Regions from separate parts of the Mus musculus genome. Here region 1 is linked to region 2. Evidence: chromatin contacts called from ENCODE POLR2A ChIA-PET data. All regions are on one chromosome and are shown on one strand. Each heading gives the region's core, a stretch centred on a gene start or an enhancer-like site at or near the end of the contact. The rest is flanking DNA. Distances are from core to core; before and after follow the strand shown.

Region 1 (7,521 bases), core at 3,269-5,768, 93 kb before region 2:
TTGGGAACGGCGCTGTAAAGCTGAGACTCCTTTGTAGGGAAGCCCTGGTGAGCTTGTCCATCATTCACAACGAATGAACATCCATTATAAAAGTGACAGAAAGGTTGGGCGTGAGTGGCAAAGAACTAAAGCTGAGGGACTTGGCGTCCTTTTCTCCGCACTTGCATTCCATTGGCCACAACTACTGAGAGATGATTTCAAGTCTCACAAAGGATGGTGTTTGATAATCCTCAAATATCAGGCAGTTAAATATAAAGGGTGTGGCACCCTCAGATCAGGCTCTCCTTAGAGATCTGAAACCAAACCACTTTTGTTCACTGAAGGATACATGAATGTGGAATATTAGTTTGTTTGATTTTGTTTCAGACAAGGGCTTACTATGTAGTAGCACAGGCTGGCCTAGAACCTACAACTCCCCTGCTTGTGTCTCTCTGGTGCTGAGACGGCAGGTGTGTGCCACCATGCCTGATTTGGAACCACAGTCCGTTTTTCTGGCTCTCTCTAAAGCTATGGTTGACAAAGTATGTTCACTGCCACCCACAGCCCACAAGTATCCCCAGCAACAGCAGCAGCAGCAGCGCCTCAGACCAACTGCATCAAAGTCTCTGGAGACACAGCCCAGCGCTGTGGGTTAAATCTTCCCGCTGACTTGGGTCCATCCATGCTAATGTCTGAATACCATGTCTTACTCTAAATATTTGTGTGGGAGCTCTCAGAGCTCATCCTCGCCCAGGGGCGTTTTCAGTACATTGGTCCAGGATGGAGTCCAGAGATCCACATTCGTACATGCTAAAAGTTACAATTGCTTCTGAAGGTACTTTCAAATTCCTTTCTAAGTGGTCTCATAATTCATAATCAGGGGCTGGCGAGATGGCTCAGTGCTTGAGAGCACTTGCTGTTCTTCCAGAGGACCCGGGGTTCAGTACCCAGCACCCACGTGGCAGCTCACAAACCATCTGTGGACCTCAGTCGCAGAGTTAGCTAAATATCCTCTCTGGCCCCTGCAGACACTGCATGAACACAAGTGTATAGACACACGTGCAGGAAAAACAACCGTACACATAAGATTTTAAAAAGAGAGCTCTAAAGAATATCCAGGAATCTTAGAGACTGCTAAGGAGAGGAGATATCTCATTCTGTCCCTTCCCTTTGCTGGCTGTGCTGCTGCCACATTCTGAGAGACACTTGAGGAAATATGTGGAGAATGCAATGGCTTCAATGTTTCAAGAGCCTTCTTTCTTCAGGGTACACTTTGTTCTAATATAGCAGCTCCCCAAAGCATCCTCTTAACACTTCTCACCATTTCTACCATCAATGTGTATGTGTGTGCACGTGTGTGTGTGTGTGTGTGTGTGTGTGTGTGTGTGTGTATGTGTGATCATGCATGTTCACATAGGTGTGTGAGTGCATGTGAAGGCCACTGAACAACCTCAAGTGTCATTCCTCAGGGACCACCCACCTTTTTTTGAGATAGGATCACCTTCTAGCCTGGAGTTCGCTGAGTAGGCTAGGCGGTTTGGCCAGGGAGTCCCAGGGATCCGCATGTCTCTGCTTGCCTCCCTAGTGCTGGAATTACACTTACGTACCACCCTAGCTTTCATACACAGTGGTTCGGGGGACGTCACTCGGGTACTCTTGCTTGTAAGCTCTCTCTCCAGCTCGTCCAATGTTTTTAAAGGGTAGGTAGACCTACATATGTTTATTTGTGTAATTATTGAATAATGTACAGAATCCTAACATTAATCATGAAGACCGCAGACAAAGGCAGAAGGCCACTTCTTGTTTTCTCAAGTTTTGCTCTCTACAGTTTAATTCATCAGTAGCCAAATATTAAATGAAATTTTCCAAAAATACAAGTTTTAATGCCATTTTAGGGAGGATGCTGAAAACTGACTCCAGGGGCTGGATAGACAGCTCGGGGGTTAAGAGCACTTGTTGCTCTTCGCAGAGGGCCTTGTTCAGTTCCCAATACCCACACAGTGGTTCACAACCATTTATAATTCCAGTTCCAGGGAATCCAGTGCCCTCTTCTGAACTCTGTGGTCACTAGGCATGCACGTGGTACAAACACATGCAAGGCAAAACACATTTAAAAAGCTTTTAAAGTTTTTCAAACTTACTCCACTCTAACCCAGGGTTTTAGGAATGAATGATTTTATTCAGTGTATCCACACGATATACACTACACCCTTGTTAATAATCATTTCAGTATGACGGTGTCTGTCCCAGTATCTCAGCTTCTGTGACTAATAAGCAACATTATATTCAGCAATGAACCGGAAGCACAAAAGAGTGATGCACAGAGGGTATCCTGACATGTGAAAGAACAGATTAACTCTGATGCTAAGGAGCAATGCGGCACGAGTTACAGGTAGAAAGCCCCCTGCAGACAGGGTTTAGCATCTCTAGCTTTCAGGCTTCAGAGTCTAGAAACATCTCTGTGGATGAAAAAAAAAAAAAGGTCTATGCTTTGTATCTTTGAACTGTCAAAAAAACTTGTCATGTGTTTTATCACTTTTATTTAAAATTCCAGTGTCCTTTTTTTCAAACTTTTTTTTGGGGGGTGGCGTTGAGATAGGGTTTCTCTGTGTATCCCTGGCTGTCCTGGAACTCACTCTGTAGACCAGGCTGGCCTCGAACTCAGAAATCCTCCTGCCTCTGCCTCCCAGGTGCTGGGATTAAAGGCGTGTGCCACCACTGCCTGGCTCAAACATTTTTTTTTTAAAGATCTTATTTTATAGATGTGAGTACACTGTCACCACCTTTAGATACTCCAGAAGAGGGCATCTGATCCCATTACAGATGGTTGTGAGCCAACCATGTGGTTGCTGGGATTTGAACTCAGGACCCTTGGAAGGGCAGTCAGTGCCCTTAACCACTGAGCCATCTCGCCAGCCCTGATTCTAGTGTCTTTACAATCAACTGAAGCATCTCTTACAAGCGTATTCCTTGGGTTAATTGCAGCAATTTTCTTTTTCTTGCCTGTGGTCCATAAAAGCGATGAACCTAAAACCCCCACAGCATTTCAGAGAGGTGAGAAAACGATACCATGTTATTATTGTGTGCAGACATGTGCTAATTGTCCCCACTTACCCTAAAATATGCTTTCTCAAAAGATTCCAGTGGGAAGGATTTTACATGGCATTGTCTAGCTGGGTGATTGCACAACTGACAGAGCAACTTAGGAAGATTGTGAGGCAGCTCTGAGGGTAAGGGGAGGAGATGGCCTCTGATCTTGTTTTCTGCATTGATCCAAATGTTGGGATTCCGCATTTTCTTAATTAGTGATTGATGGGGAAAGGTCCAGCCCATTGTAGGTGGTACTATCCCTGGGCTAATGGTCCTGAGCTCTGTAAGAAAGCAGGCTGAGCAAGCGTGAACAGCAAGCCAGTAAGCGGCACCCCTCCATGGCCTCTGCTTCAGCTCCTGCCTCCAGGGTCCTGCCTTGTTTTGAGTTCCTGTCCTGACTTCCTTTACCGATGAACACTTATATGGAAATATAATCCAAATAAACCCTTTCCTCTCCAACCTGCCTTTTTGTCGTGGTGTTTCATGGCAGCAATAGAAACCCTAAGACAATCACAGCACTTCAGAGCGCTAAGCTGTGAGCTGGCTCTTTCAGAAACTGGGTAGAGGACCAGGATTAATTTCCGGGGTGTCTTCCTCACTAGACTCTTTCTAAACAAAATAAGCTGGGGCTCCCTCTCGCTAGGCCTCAGCCATGACCCCCCCCCTTCTTTTGATATCTAACGCTGAAATGTAGTCAAGCACAAACCATAAGGACCTGGGAAGGACCCTTTAAAATTCCTCAGTGCTACCCCTCCTCTTCCCACCCAACATCTTTCTGGTGAGAAAGCCCTGGGCGTTGGGGCCTGTGGCTGAGGCTCTGGCTTGGGTCACCAGGGGAGGCAGAGTTCGGTAAGCAAGAGCTTGGTGAATCAGCGCCTGGATACCTGGTCCACTTCCACTCGTGTGTGGAAGATCAAAGGCTCAACGTGATCCATCTAAGCTCGCAAAATAAAAGAATTTCGAGAAATGTCAAGCACTCTGTCCACATATCTGGGGACACCCTTGTCACTGCAGGGGGGCGGGGGGGACGGGGGGACGGGGGACGGGGGACGGGGACGGACGGACAGAAGTCAGTAGCCAACTTTTAGCTAAACTCCAAACTTGTGTGCAGCCAGACGCCGGGGAGGAGAAGAGACTTGGAGCACCACCACGGGACTGTCCCCGTCTAGCTTCGCTTCCCTTGCTCCACGTCCCAGGAGAGTCATTGAAGCGGCCGCAGGCGCTCTCCGAAGACCCCGAGGGGCTGAGTCACTCCCAGGCTTGCAGCTCAACCACACCGGGTGGGACAAGGGGAGACTGGGGAGGAGCGAGCATCTGGTGCGGTCTGCCGCTTGGGTTCCGGAGCGAGGGGCTGCGGGCACGAGCGGAGACTGCGGGCACGCGCACAGCCCGCGGAGCCCCGCCCCACGCCCCTGAACCGCCTCCAAATACTCACCCAGGGGCCGCGCAGTCGCCTCTAGTCACCCGCAGGCTCCGACCGAGCTACTCAGAAAGAAGTAGGCGACGGCGGGCGCCGGGCCGCGCGGGCAGCCTTGGGACAATGGGGCCCCGGCGCTTGCTGATCGTCGCCCTCGGCCTCAGCCTGTGCGGTCCCTTGCTGTCTTCCCGCGTCCCTATGAGCCAGCCAGGTAAGAGCTGCGGGTGGGTGAGCATGGGGGAAGCTATCAGAAGTTTTAGGTTGCGCCAGCTCCGTGAGGGGGTGCTCCTGGCTGCAACCCTGCCTCAGTTTCCCCCAGGAGCCAAACAGTCATTTGGGCCGAGATCTAGAGGTTCCCCTAGTCACATCCATGTGGGGCGCACCATATCCTCCCCACTCCCCGCACGGCCGATGCTCTTTTGGACTCGGTTTTGGAGGGTGCAGTCCGCGGGCCACCGGGTGTTGGATCCGGAGAGGGGCCCGAGGGTCCGCGGAACGGTCTCCACAGTCGCTTTAATTGTCATTGTGTGGCCTGTTTTACAAGACCACCTTCAGAAAGAAAGGGTCTTGTGATTCTGGGCTTTCGGTGTGCAGTGGAACCACTCTCCTCAAGTTTTTGCTTTGATGGAAACTCGTTTTCTCGTTTGATTTACAAGGAGGGAAAAGCGATGTGAAAGAAAAAATTCACAGTCACACAATAAAGACCGGACAGCCCCCAGCTTGGCCTGGTACCCAGGAGGTGATGAAGGTTTCTGGTTGCAGGGAGTGGAGTAGGTCTTTGTTATCGGAAACCTGTTTCTCTGCATGGAGAAAAGGGACCCCTCTTCAGAATCAGGCGCACCTAGAAATTATCTAGTCTTAGTTTTTTTCAATGGAATTTCTCATCTGCCGCAAGGACATTCGTTACTTACAGTGTATTTTTAAATATCTGCCAGTTTGACCAAATAAATTAGTTTGGTCGACTTATTTCGTCAAATATTTTCTCTTTTCTCCAAAGCAGAGGCGTAGCCTGTAAAGTTCCCAATTGTTTCGACTTTCTTAGTAGGGACACCTTTAGCCGTTCCTTTCACGCTGAAGAAAATCTAGTGGGTTTTCTTCAGTTTTTGTTATCTCTGAAAGAATGTGCACTTCGGTGCTCCCACATGTAAGGATTAGGAGGTGACAAAGAGTGGGGTGTTTCCTGTTGTCTGTCTTTCTTCAGTGTGAGCTTGAGTGGTGCTCATGGGAAAACTCAGAGCCCCACAGAGGGCCCCCACGCCGAGCAGCAGCTAACCAGCCTGCCTGTGTTTGGGTAGCCGACCTTAGACCTTAATCATCAGCAGCCGTGAGGGGGAGGACGATCCAAAGTGTACATGGAGGTGCGAGCTCACATAACTTTAGGTTACTTCCTCGCTTTTATTTTGGGACAGGCCTTTTAAAATATAGACTATGAGATGTGGCCAGCACAGATCATAGGTATGATAAGGAGACATTTATCCCCTTTCTCTGATTCTAAAAATAAGGCCCAGAGAGATTGAGTGGCCTGCCTTGAGGGGGGGGGGGAGTTATAGGAGTGGTCCCCCTACATTGGGTACAGACAATAAGTGAACTCACAAACTCAGCCAAAAACAAATCTGCTTCTCCTTACCGCTGCATAAAGAGAGAATGGCTGTGGGTAACTGTGGCCAAGTGCCTTGGGATTTCAGAGACGGCCATCCTTATCTCTAGGCCAAGCCCAGTCCCTTGGCAAGAAGCAAGAGGTCCCTGTACAAGACGGGCCCCAGCCTTGCTCTACTTCCCCTGACATATTCCTCACTTCACCCAGTCTCTAATCGCTCCTCAAGAATGTTGCCCGCTCTGGGTTCTTCTCCCATGTCACTCCAGACCAGCCGGCTTTTCTCAACTTCGCATGTCCTCTTAACCGTGAACCGTGAACCGCTACTCTGTAGGAACCTCCCGCCCTAGCTGCTCCTGCCTGGGTCTGTCATGTGAACTTGCTCTTTTTAAAGCCCAGGACTTGCTTCTTTTCCAAAAATCTTCCTCCCATTCACCTTCCTCCCCACCCCGGGCCTCTTCGGTTCCTGCTGCCCTGGTGAACTGGAGCTTAGCTGGGTTCTAAGCAAAAGGACCGCAAAATAATGGGGTTCACCAGAAACCTGGGTGTCTGATGTTGCTACTCTCTTCGTTTGGAGCTCACATCTCTTTTGTTCCTTAGTAACTCTCTTTTATTCAGTTTTTTACTTCCTCTTGCTAGAACTGACAGAATAAATGGCTTTCCCTATAAGCCAGGTGTTTTTCCAGGATTCACTGCTCCCCACGTCCTGCCTTGCTGTAGTTCTCTACTAAACCCAGTAGAGTTAACAAGTTCATGGCTGGAGGAGGGGTTATGTGCAAGCCTGTGTCAGTAAGTTCCAGTGCTAGTGTGCGAGCACACACACACACACACACATACTAGGATAACAGTCATACATGGGTGCTGCGATGGGAACTTAGTCCCTCGGGCTTTTGTTGTAACAAGTGTTCTCTCTGAGCCATCTCTCCAGTCCTGTTTGTTTTTTGAAACAAGATTTGCTGTGCAGCACAGGCTGGCGTTAAACTCAAATCCTCCTGCCTCAGCCTCTCAGGTTCTAGAGATACAAGTAGGCACTACGATGCCGGAGTTTTGAGGTAAAGGGTTTATCCCTGCATCCTTATATCCTGCAAATCCCCTGTAACCTTGTGTGTGTTATTGGCTTTCAAAGGTAACTTTGCCGTCTTAAACTCATCTATGAGTTGCACATGGCAACAAGCAATTCTGTACAGCTTTAGGAAAAGACACTATAGAATATATATTTAAAGTTTGTGACAAGTTGCAAATTGGATTTTAGAGTATTACAGAAACATGGTTTCTGTTTTGTTTTGTTTCTGTCTGTCTGTCTGTTTTGCTAGCCAGCCATAAGTGAGAAATACATTTTACTTTGTGGCACAGTTGAAATATGCATAATAACATCCATGACACCCATGTGACTCCAGCCTCAAGGCGGCTAGACACCTCAGGCCCCTGTGAGCAACCGCAC
Region 2 (7,159 bases), core at 1,924-4,423:
GGGAGACAGTGGCAGGTGGATCTCTGTGAGTTCAAGGTCAGCCTGGTCTCTAGAGTTTCAGGACAGCTAACATTACACAGAGAACCTTGTCTCAAAACTCCCCTCCCCCCTCCAATCACATTAACTAATTAATTACTGTGGTGGTGCTGGGGTTGAAATTCAGAGCTTTGAGTATGCCTGGCAAGCTCTTTACCCCTGAAATACATCCCCAGACCAATAAACCACCATCTTGAAATTATTAACGGATAGCATTGTTCACTAGAACCATTTCTTGGAAATTTTGGTGATTCAAACTCAGTTCCTATGACGTGAGTGTCTGTGGAGCTTGGAAGCGTCTGGAGGCTTACACATGGTTCTCTGAAGAGAAGGATTTCTCACTGAAGGCAATCACCAAACAGCGGCTCTCTCTTCTGTGCCAGGCGAGGTCGGTGCTACTTCATGGGCATCCTCAAATGCACTCTACAAGAAAGGAGCCACTATCATGGCCAGATAACATGGTGGTAATTACACTGTATGAGGTAGGAAAGACTGGAGGATCATCAGAGATGAACTGGTGTCTCTCTTCAGGAGTAGGCTGGCCCTTTTCAGAATGGGATTCTGTTGAGTAGGCTCAGCATCATCCAAACTGAGGTGTTTTAGGGCAGGAAGGGCAGAGACAGCAGCATACACCAGGGCAGTTAACAGACGACCCAGGGCGTGGGCCTTCTTGAACAAAGAGGTTAGTTTCCATGTTCTATCCCAGGATCAGTGAATCAACCCTCCAGAGAGGAACTTGGACCCTACCATAGAAAAAACACCCCAGAGGACCTCACTGCTGCACAGTGGTCCCTTGAGTCATCACTGGCTACTTTAGAATTGTCCAGGATCATGTATGTAGGTACACACACACTACATAAATACATAAACACATGTAAAAAGAACACATTAAAATACTAACTTATGGCCCCACTCTCTCCTAGTTCTTCCCTTCCTGGTAACAGCATTTCTTTGTATAGATCTGGCTGTCCTGGAACTCTCTCCAAAGACCTGGCTGGTCTCAAACTCAGAATTCCAACAGCCTCTGCCTCCCAAGTTCTGGGACTAAAGGTGTGTGCCACCACCGCCTGGCCGCTTTCACCTATTGATTGACATAAGGAATGTTTAGGTTAGATTACACTCTGTGCTTTTAGAAGTCAATTTTCTGAAGGGAGGGTCCTGGAGCCACACCCTGAAAGCTGTGGTACAGGCGGTGGGGCAGGTACTCCTGAGAGAAAGGAAAGATTTTTGTTCTACTTCATATCAGAACCTCGTTTTATCCCTAGGTGTCTTTAAATAGACAAAATGCTAATCCCATTTCCATAAGTGAGAAATCAAAACATAGTGTGAATAGTTTATCCAAGGTTATAGAGGCACAGAAGGAGAGAAGCCAGACCACACCCAAGGCTACACAAAGGAAAAAGCTAAGTTCCATTCACATTCCCAAAGAACTTCTTTGAGACACAGCCACGGGAGACCCCTCCAGAGATGTTCCATTAAAGAGAATTGTCTCAACCCTTGGGCTGCTTTTTCTGACCACTCTTGAGTGTGTGTCCGTGTCCATTACCTGTCCATTTCTGTTATCTAGAAAGGAAGCATTCTATTTTCATGGCCTATTCAGGACCATTTGCTTCTCTTCCTTTGATTTCTGGCTGTGTGTGATCCCGTTGGGGCAGAATGAACAGGCAGAAGACTAACCATCCATCAGGCATGTTGAGGTGTGACCCAGATCTTGCATCAGATGGAAGCTGCATTCTACACACTTATGGGACATGGCGGTGACCACTTGGCTCAAGGCTGCGCAGATATTAATAACTATCAACAGTGACTGCCTGACCCTTCCCTCTGGAGTGGAACCCCTCTGCAACATGCCAGGTGGATGTCCTCAAACCTGAGAGAAATGGCTAACTCCGGTCTCTCTTCTAACTCTGTCATCATTTCAGAGCTGTCCAGGACTGCAGCCAGCCCTTCCTACATTGAAATCCCCTCTCCGTGGAGACACCTGCTTTGGGCTCATCCGAGTCTCTTCCGTTTATGAATCCTTCCAGTATCTTCTCTGTAATTCAAACCACAGTTTTCTTGAACAACAGTAAAGTCTGACTTATTGTCCTAGTTTTAATTTATTTTTAAGATAGGGTTCTACTATGTAGCCCAAATGGTCTCCAATTCTTTATGCTCCTGCCTCTGTCTCTGTGGGGGAGATTCACTCTGGTCCTTGGACATGCTAAGCATGTGCTCTACTACCAAGCTACACACCCCAACCCATGCTTATATATTTCTTTGGAACATGGGATCACGATGCAGAAGAGACCCGAGTGGAATCAGGTATAGAGCAACAAGTTGTGGACAAATTTCAGTCATAGACTTGAGCTTGGACATTTACAAACTGTGCCAAAGAACTGTGTAACCCCAGAGGCAGCAAACATTCTAAGTTCCATCTCCTATTCTGTAAAATGGGAAGACAGATGGAGCGGGCACATACAGTGCTGAGGGCATTAGACAAGCTAACAGTACTGAACCATTGGCGGTTAGTGCTTCCCACACATCCAGGTTTGTTTAATGACACTGGATAACAGATGAGTTAATCCCAGAACTGGTGGAACAATCCTGGCACCCCAGCACTTAGGAGGTCGAGGCTGGAGAATCGTCACAAGTTTGAAGTCAGGTGGGTAGTAGGGAAAGAAAGCTTTCGCAAAAAGGCAAACCAAGACAACAATCAACAAAACAATAACCAACAAGAACCCCTTTCATATCGGTCCCGCACTGCCCATTACACCACAAAGCCTTCCACACCAATTACTGAAGACAAAGGCAACTAGCATAGACTTTCTAACATTCACAGGATGACCTCACTGGTTCTCTGAAGTAATTAAAGGTTAAAGATAGTTTTGGACATCGCCCAGGCTCTAAAACCCTGGGTCCCAACCTTCCTGTCATTTGCATTCCAATGTAGCCACCTCACCGGTCCAGCCTCACCCGCAGGCGACTCCAGCAGCCAAGTGGACGCTGGCCAGCACACGGGAGCTACGGTCAGGCTGTGCTGGGCCAGGTGGCCCGGGGTGTGGCCTGCGTAGGACGTTCGAGGGGGCGTGGTCTCCTGGGGGCGTGGTCTTCCGCAGGTGCGTCTAGGGGCTCCGGTTTCACTGAAACAGGTCCCGCCCCAGGAAGGCTCAGTGAAGCTCGTGTTAAGGGAAGGGACCCTGTGCTCAGAGTAGGGCTCCGAGTTTCGAACCACTGGTGGCGGATTGCCCGCCCGCCCCACGTCCGGGGATGCGAAGTCTCAGCCTGGCGTGGCTGCTGGGAGGTATCACCCTTCTGGCGGCCTCGGTCTCCTGCAGCCGGACCGAGAACCTTGCACCGGGTGAGCTCGAGCGGCGAAGGAACGCTCTGGGCTGGTGGGGGAATCGGGGAAGGCGGGCACACCCCCTGGACACTCTCTGTAGCTTTGATGGGGGTCCCTAACCAGGACCAATCAGCCGGGACACCTAAGTGCCACCAAAGACGCGCTAGAAACAATCCTGGTCTGGGCACTTCCAATCTCTACTCGTCGACGTGGTTCGGGGAGATAAGGAAGGAGCGCCCGCAGGACTCAGCCTCCCCTCCCTGCGGTCGTTCCTTTACAAACACTGAGTCAGTAATTGGTTTTCGCGGACCCTGCGAACTACGTCCTATAGGGTCTTACTAGACCCCCGGATTATAGCAGTTTGATGGCTCACGTATGGGTGGAGTGAGTGGGAGCCCGTGCCCTGGGAAGTTCCCACCTCGAGTTTTACACTCGCACCCACCCACTCACTGAACCCTTTCTTTGCGGGTTGAACCACAGTGTTCAAGACCCACTCGGGGCTACGGTACCTGGCATCGCAGTGGATGCGCTGGGCACGGGACTCAGGCGGTTTGAATGTCACGTGGTGGTAGAAGGGGCCCTTTCGGACCCTTACCAGGTGAAATCTCCAGCCTAGAGATTTCGAGACCTTCCCGCCGCCGGGAGCGAACACTGGCAGCCACCCAGGTCTCTCTCTGAGGCTGCCATGCCCAAGGAACCGAACTGCAGGAAAGCGGTTCGGGGCGGTGCTCCTCTGGCCCGCTGCCGGCTTGGGCGTTGCAGCTCCTGGTGAGCTCGAACTGGCCCTTCTAGAAGCCACGGAGACCTCTGTAGGCTGTAGGGTGGGGTGGGGGGGTGTTTGCTACCAGTGATAGCGCTATTGCAAAACCCGGCCTGGCGTTTCCGTTCTAAACTTGCTGTAGTCTTAAAGGCTATTTCTCACTTTTACTTTGTCGTTAAGTTGTAGAAGAGCGTCCAACCCCTCTCCGTTTGCCTGTCATTTAAAGTTAGAAATTTAAAAACTCAGGAACAAAGTGTGTGCAAACTTAAAAAAAAAGTGGTTGGAGGTGATTACTTTCGTGATTTACCTAGTATAGGAAGCATACCCTGATTAGTCGGCTTCCTCTGTTTTCAGAGTGAGGAGATTGGGAGGTAGAGGTTCCTAGCGTACGTGGTGAACTTGATTTTAACAACAACAACAAAAAAATTGGGTTACTTGTTAACCCGAGCTACTTAATATCCCAACTTGGCTTTTCTCTCTGCATAATTATGCTCCATTGCCGGTAACTTTCCTAAAGAGTTAGTCTAGTAACAGAGACTTTAGATACCGGGAGGTATTGGGTCCGTCCCCCCCCCCCCATTGTAATTAAATTAATTTTGGTTAGGACACGGGGCACCTTGCTTGCCTTCTTTGCTCATGCCGCTTAGGTCTGGTCTTTCTGCGTGCTCCTTGGCCTGTTAAACAGCAGATTGAGCTTGGTTTTCTCCACCCCCAAAAAATTGTTTCTCGGAAAGGGTCCCAGCTGGGGGGAGGGGCACTGAATTGCGAATGTGACGTTTAAGTCAGTTTCCCACAGACACAATCACTACTACTGTCTCCCTCTCCTGCTCCCCTCCCCCTCTTCCATCTCCATATTTTGTTTCTTGATTTCTTGCCATGCTGGGCATCCAACCTAGGGCTTTGCACAGGCTGGGCAAGTGCTGGACCGTTGCTATTTTCCTAGTCACACAGTCAGTCCATTTCAGTTTTAAGACTGGATCTTCTTGGGTGTGTGTTTGTTTTTTTGTTGTAGTCTTCCTTTTCTTCCTTTGAATTAGTCTCATTGTGTATCCCTGGTTGCTCTGAAATTGTCTATGTTGACCACACTGGCCTTGAACTTGCAACACTTTTGTCTGTTCTCCTGAATGATGGGATTACAGGAATGCACTACCATACCTAGACAACATTTTAAAATGTAATTTTAGAAAAATTATGTGCACTGGTGTTTTTGCCTGCATTCATATCTGGGTGAGGGTGTTGGATCCCCTTGAACTAGAGTTACAGACAGTTGTGAGTCCACGAGGGTACAATGCTGAGGCATCTTTCCAGCTCCCGATAACATTTTCTTTTTTTAAATTATAACATTAATATGTGGTCACTGAGAAGAGAAAACAGGGAAAGGAGAAATTTAACGGAATCATCCTAAACATTGGTACTTAAAATAACCACTTGCTAACATTTTGATTTATATCTTTCCCATGCTTTTGTACATGAGGAATACATAAAATACACATTTCTAAATTAGAAAGCCTTGTACAAGTATGGGATTTAACATGTAAAGGTCAGTAACACAATTTTAACAGCTTTAAAAGATGGCATATACACACTAACATGCACACACACACACACACACACCAGGTGTGGCCCAGGTATTAGGCACTAAACCTAGGGCCTCTGTGTATTAACCAGTCACTTTGCCACTGAGCTAGAGCCTCAGCCCTAATTTTACATTTTATTTTGAGGCAAAGTCTCCTTAAATTGCGCAAACTTTCCTCGAGTCCACTAGGTAACCCAGGTTGGCCTTGAACCTGGGGTTCTACTTCCTCATCCCGAGTAGCTATGGTTATAGACCAGCACCGGCAAACCTGGCTTCGTCTTGTTAAATTAATGTTTTGTGAACAGGCACACAGGATCTTTCCGAGGTCTCGTAGTATAAAAGAACTCTAGTGAACGTGGAGATGGGACTTGAGGTTGATGCTTGGTGCCTCTGCCTTCCTCCTGTTACTGATTAACCGTGATCCCTCAGGCCTCATGAAGTCTGTATTTGACTTTCTTATGGTTTTACTATCTGGACAAATGTTGAGGAAAACAGTTCCCCTTGGGAAAAAGAAAAAGAGTTTGCAAAGTTCGCTAAAAGTGTACCTAGGAAAGGATGGATAGGTTGAATATTAATAGTTGTTAATAGCAACTGAAACCTTTTTTTCTCTCCATCTGGTGCTCCCAAGAGTTGGTAGCGAAGAACTCTGGGAAAGGGCCAAAACACTGAGACCAAGCCTACCACCAACTGGTGTCCCTTAAACCACAGAAGGACCATCCTGCTGTCCTAGGACTTACTTGCATTTCAACAATAAATCTATATACAGTCAGGAGACAGGCTTCTGTGCATGTTTTGTAGGGGTGTTATAGCTCTTGTAAGTTACTGAAATAGTTTTGATATGGAGATGATTATTTTGTACCATGGTTAAACAGTGATTCAACTTTTAAAAAGATTGTGTCAGCTTGCATTATGAGTGGCCGAAAACCTAAGACAGAGAGAGCAAGGTTTGCTCTTCTCCCGATGTTCTGCTTCAAGGAAACACACTTTTTATAGCTTGGAGAGAGGAAAGCCTTGTACAAGTATGGGATTTAACATGTAAAGGTCAGTAACACAATTTTAACAGCTTTAAAAGATGGCATATACACACTAACATGCACACACACACACACACACACACACACACACACACACACACACACACACACACCAGGTGTGGCCCAGGTATTAGGCACTAAACCTAGGGCCTCTGTGTATTAACCAGTCACTTTGCCACTGAGCTAGAGCCTCAGCCCTAATTTTACATTTTATTTTGAGGCAGCCCTAATTTTACATTTTATATTGAGAGGACCCTAGATTTCAGGTTTTTTGAATAATGTACATTAGAGTCTTATGAAGCAGATGACAGCGTATTATTTTATTGGTTTCTTGTTTACAGTTGGCTGTATATTTCCTGTAGGAAGGTGAGTGTCTAATCTTAGGACTAGGGGTATAGTAACTTAGAAGCAGGCTGATACACAGGCCCGTT

Evidence for each region. ChIA-PET counts read pairs that join two places held with the same protein, here RNA polymerase II (POLR2A).
Region 1: POLR2A ChIA-PET joins it to region 2 with 12 read pairs in Patski. The contact joins the promoter of F2r here to the promoter of F2rl1 in region 2. POLR2A ChIA-PET finds 5 or more read pairs at or near these places in 4 of 5 experiments (Patski and embryonic stem cell).

Annotation. Positions count from the first base shown.
Region 1 is chr13:95,615,463-95,622,983 of GRCm38, reverse strand. F2r (coagulation factor II (thrombin) receptor) reads left to right here and starts at 4,518. Exons shown (of 2, transcript NM_010169.4): 1 at 4,518-4,697. The coding sequence starts at 4,610.
Region 2 is chr13:95,521,254-95,528,412 of GRCm38, reverse strand. It overlaps F2rl1 (coagulation factor II (thrombin) receptor-like 1), which reads left to right and starts at 3,173. Exons shown (of 2, transcript NM_007974.4): 1 at 3,173-3,376. The coding sequence starts at 3,286.